2 separate regions of the Mus musculus genome follow, and region 1 is linked to region 2. Evidence: chromatin loops called from intact Hi-C (ENCODE). Cell type or tissue: gastrocnemius. All regions are shown on one strand.

Region 1 (2,500 bases), 210 kb after region 2:
CTCAAGTTAACAACCCAAATGGATTTTAAAAGTCAAATAGTTTAACAACACAATTCAAAGATATGCTAATTTGATATTGACATGCTAAGGACTGGTAGAAGAGAAATATTAAAAGTCTCCTCCACTTCACACTATTTTGTGTTTGAACAGATGTTTGTAAGAGCAGAAAACTTGGCATGTATAGAAAATGAAACTAAACCACTGTAATTCATAACACACAGGGGTCCTGAGGCTGAGCAAGGCGTTTCAGGCACTATTGGTTGTATAGTTCACATGGTGCCAAATAGTTGTGTTATGTTTTCAGAAACAAGGCTGCAGTAAACTTGCTTAGTTCAGCATGGCTGAGTGCTGTTGGAAGGCTCTCAGATTCATCGTGTTTGATTTTGAGTTAATTTTGGTCTTCAAATGTTTGCAAACTTGTACCGTTGTCAGATGTGTGTGTGTATGGTCCCGCGCTCGCGTGTGTATCCTCCTGCATTCAGCTATGTGATCTGTCCCTTACCATGGATTCTAAGAAGCTGTGGAATAGAGCAATGCCTTCTTGCAGGGCAGTGCTCTGGCATTGTGATTACTATGTCTATATGTGCTTAAAGCGTGAACTGAGCTTTTAAAGCTCATGAAAATGTATTAAACTTGGCATTTATGTATCATAGTTAGTTTTTAAAAAGAAACAGATTTGAATTACGCTTTTTGTTTTTCAGACAGGCACTCACTATGCATGTAGCCCTGGCTGGCCTAGAATTCACTAAGCCAGGCTGGCGTTGATCTCTGGGATCTGCCTATCTGTCTCCTGAGTGCTGGGATGAAAAGCTTACACCACCACATTCAGCTGAATTTTCCAATTCTTTGGCAATCTCTTTTCAAAGATAAGTTTAGAACAGCCACGTCCAAAATGTTTTCTCCAAAGCCTTTCGGTTTCTAGTGCTAATCAAAAGAGGCAAAAGCCAATAAAAATGGCTTTATGAGGGGTTAGAATATGAATAATCATGAGAAACTCAGGAGACTATGTGTATTCAGATCACGGAATCACTGTGTTTTAGGAACACTTTGTCAAGCTAGTGTTCCATGAAATAAACTTTGGTGATGCCCTCCTAGGGAAAAGCTCAAGTTCTGCAAATGCAATTTAAAGCCGAGACCAGAATTTGGTGAAGTGTCAGGGAATAGTTAAGCAGGGCTCTTTACGAGGATCACGATGATAAAAATTGCTTACCTCTACATAGCATTTCTCCACTTTATTGAACAGCTTAAAGAGCAAGGGTCTGGGCTATGGCTAGCAGTAGACCAAGCAAGGCATAGAAAGTCCTTTGTGATCTGTGTGGGGGTGATCCGGGGAACAGGCCAAGTGAGACAGCTAGGCAGTCTGCCTCAGAGAAGGCCCCGGGGCAGAGAAGAAAAAGCTGGGTCGGAGCCAGTGATAGGGAATCACATTTTCAATAATGATTTTCCTAGATGTTATTGGTATTCTACTACTTGACTTAGAAATTACAATTGTTCTATTTCAGTAAGAGCCAATGCAGAAAGGCTTACAGGAAGACCCTTGGATGAGAAGGGTGGCATTGTAACTCAGTATGGAAGGTAGAGCTGAGGTGTGGGGACAAAGCTATCAGAAACACGTGCTCCTCTTCATCTAGGGCGGGGCTCTGTGCTACCCTGGATTAACTAGCAAGCCTTGACTACCTCTGAGCTATTCTCGAGCAGGAAGTAGTCTTGTGATCATTTCTTTAGCTTCTTTTCTCTCAGTAGATTAGGAGCTGTGCTTTGATTGGGTGTTACAGGGGTTTAGAATTCTTTCCCAACACCACACTTCGGACTGTCGAGTCCATCAGGTTGGAAGCACAAAGACTTAAAAAAAATTCTCTCACGGCTTTTAAATAGGAAAATTTGGGATCTGGTCCTGAGGACACACTGTGTTTTATGACCGAGTTCTTGTCAGTTTTGATTTTCTTCTGCTGTGTCAGGTATGACTACAATCTCTCTCAACTACAAGGCTTTAAGTAAATGCTGAAAAGGGGGTTGAGGTCTTACACACTTAGGCCAATGGCTTCCTTTGTATGCAGGTGAGTTAAATACTTCTTTTATTTTTTTTCAATTTTTTATTAGATATTTTCTTCATTTAGATTTCAAATGCTACCCCGAAAGTCCCCTATTACCCTCCCCCAGCCCTGCTCACCAACCCACCCACTCCTACTTCTTGGCCCTGGTGTTCCCCTGTACTGGGGCATAGAAAGTTTGCAAGACCAAGGGGCCTCTCTTCCCAATGATGGCCGACTAGGCCATCTTCTGCTACATATGCAGCTAGAGACACGAGCTCTGGGGGGTATTGGTTAGTTCATATTGTTGTTCCAGCTATAGAGTTGCAGACACCTTCAGCTTCTTGGGTATTTTCTCTAGCTCCTCCATTGGGGGCCCTGTGTTCCACCCATCCAGTAGATGACTGTGAGCATCCACTTCTGTATTTGCCAGGCACTGGCATAGCCTCACACGAGACAGCTATATCAGG
Region 2 (2,500 bases):
CGGACTTGGTTGGCTGTCCTTTCTGGGAACTGCCCATTGTCCCGGGCGTTGGTGTGTGGGCTACAAGGGGACAGTGCTTGCCGTGGGAGCCGGGCTAAGTCCCATCCCAGAGCGCGTCTGTGCGCGGCCCGGCGCCATGCTTCTACTGGGCATCTCAATCCTGGCTCTCGCCTGGCGACCTGCTGGCAGCTCCGAGCCAGAGTGGGAGGTGGTCGTTCCAATCCGACGGGACCCGGACATCAATGGCCGCCACTACTACAGGAGGGGTACGGAGGACTCCGGGGATCAGGGTCTCATTTTTCAGATCACAGCTTTTCAGCAGGACTTTTATCTACACCTGACGCCAGATGCCCAGTTCCTGGCTCCCGCCTTTGCTACTGAGTATCTAGGTGTCCCGCTGCAGAGGCTCACTGGCAGCTCTCTAGACCTGCGACGCTGCTTCTATTCCGGGTATGTGAACGCGGAGCCAGACTCCTTTGCTGCTGTGAGCCTATGCGGGGGTCTCCGCGGAGCCTTTGGCTACCGAGGTGCGGAGTATGTCATTAGCCCTCTGCCCAACACCAGCGCGCCAGAGGCGCAGCGTCACAGCCAGGGCGCACACCTTCTCCAGCGCCGGGGTGCTCCTGTAGGGCCTTCCGGAGACCCCACCTCTCGTTGCGGGGTGGCCTCGGGCTGGAACCCCGCCATCCTGAGGGCTCTGGACCCTTATAAGCCACGGCGGACGGGCGCGGGGGAGAGCCACAACCGCCGCAGGTCTGGGCGCGCCAAGCGCTTCGTGTCTATACCACGGTACGTGGAGACACTGGTGGTGGCGGACGAGTCAATGGTCAAGTTTCACGGCGCGGATTTGGAACATTATCTACTGACGCTGCTGGCCACGGCGGCGCGACTCTACCGCCACCCCAGCATCCTCAACCCTATCAACATCGTGGTGGTCAAGGTGCTACTCTTAGGAGATCGTGACACTGGGCCCAAGGTCACAGGCAACGCGGCCCTGACTCTGCGCAACTTCTGTGCCTGGCAGAAAAAGCTGAACAAAGTGAGCGATAAGCACCCTGAGTACTGGGACACAGCCATCCTCTTCACCAGACAGGTGAGTTCATCTGTCACCTCTTTGGATGCAACCCCATTTTTTTTTTTTTTTTTTTTTTTTTTTTGGATCATTGAGTTTAGATCTCCAAAGCCCCTTTGTGCCACCCAATGCCCCCTTTAAATTGGTTCCTTTCGAATTCTAGCGTTGGAAGTTCTATACAGAGTCCTCTCCTAGGCTCAGCAGAGCTCCATCTCATGTGCTTCTGGGGAGGTTGGTGGAGAGCCTGCTTTTTCCGAAGGTGTTGTCCTGATGCAGCCAATCAACGCCTTCTGGATCAGGCGCTGAGGGGCTGGAACCCAGGAAGTTGCCGCCCCTGAGCTGCAGTTTGTCTTCAAGATCGATAGGAGGCGCTATGAGGATGGTGTTGTAGATGGTGGCAATGGGAACTCCTTCCCTTTTCCTCTGTGGGTGGCTAAGTTTTCTCTGACATCTCCAAACAGGCTAACTTTTGCTGGATGGAGTCCTGGAAGGTGATTCAAGGTCAGTGCCTGCTGCATTTCTAGTGGGCAACATGTCATTCTTTCTCTGTCTTGGGTCTGGGAATCCTGGACTGAGACGGAGGGGATCATTGTAATAGTTTGTGAGTTGCTATGAAAGGCCAGACTTACATATACACTCCATCGCCGCTTCTCGCTGCATCCTTTTCTGTTGGGCCTTGTCCGTATGATTCCTAGCGTGCAGTCTAAGAAGGCCACCTGTTTGGAACTGGAACCATTTTGTTTGGAGCTTCACTTAGAACTAAGCTCGCGAAACTGCCTTTCAGTTTTCTCAGATCCTTGTTAGTAGATGGTGACCTGTCCAGCTAGCTAGCTGCATCCTAAGAGCAGGGAAGAGTGCTCGTGTCCTAGTCTGAAGACCCTTCCTCGAGGGCAGGACACCTGCTCTGCCCTTGCTGTCAAGAACATTTGGGCATTCCAGCTGCAGGGTTGGAAAGATATGAAGATGGGACTAGAGAGACGGACCCAGATGTGGAAAGAGAGCCCTGTCTTCCTCGCGTCTTTACCAGATCTTCTATCTTAAGAAGCTATTGACCTGTGAACATTTAGTTGAACTAAAAGTTGGGTGCTGGGAAGATCTGGATTTCTGAAATTCTTTAGACACTGGAGAAAAAGAGTTATCCAAGTGCCCTGCTTTCTCTGAGTTTTGGGGGGCTGTGATGTGAACCCCTACAGCGCTCTTTTTTTTTTAAATTATTATCATAACCACAACATTCTGGCCACAGTACAGGGTTCTTTGTTACCTCCATGGCTCTCACTCTCCTCGTTTCTAAATGGCCACTTAGAGTTGGTCTGGCGCCCACGAGCTGGAGCCGGAGTCTTCCACAGTAACCCATTTGGCACAGCTAGTCCTTTCCTGCGCTGGAACTTCCTCCTTTCCCAGCCTCTTCTCCTCCCACCACCTGGTTTC

Evidence for each region. A loop is a pair of places that touch in the nucleus more often than their neighbours do. Peaks named below come from ENCODE experiments on the same cell type or tissue, not always from the same donor. Only the 100,000 strongest peaks of a DNase experiment are listed, where the experiment ranks them.
Region 1: it touches region 2 in a loop (2.5-fold over the local background); 2 of 42 quality-filtered maps call a loop at or near these places.

Annotation. Positions count from the first base shown.
Region 1 is chr9:30,709,163-30,711,662 of GRCm38, reverse strand. No RefSeq gene overlaps it. Among named protein-coding and RNA genes, the nearest start is that of Gm31013, 72 kb to the left of the region's middle. In gastrocnemius, no CTCF peak of the experiment used is centred here; a DNase peak (open chromatin) is centred at 1,346.
Region 2 is chr9:30,919,874-30,922,373 of GRCm38, reverse strand. Adamts15 (a disintegrin-like and metallopeptidase (reprolysin type) with thrombospondin type 1 motif, 15) reads left to right here. Exons shown (of 8, transcript NM_001024139.1): 1 at 1-1,093. The coding sequence starts at 137. Among named protein-coding and RNA genes, the nearest start is that of Adamts15, 1.3 kb to the left of the region's middle. In gastrocnemius, a CTCF peak has its summit at 1,444; DNase peaks (open chromatin) are centred at 78, 622 and 1,410; H3K4me3 peaks cover 2,500 bases; H3K27ac peaks cover 2,382 bases.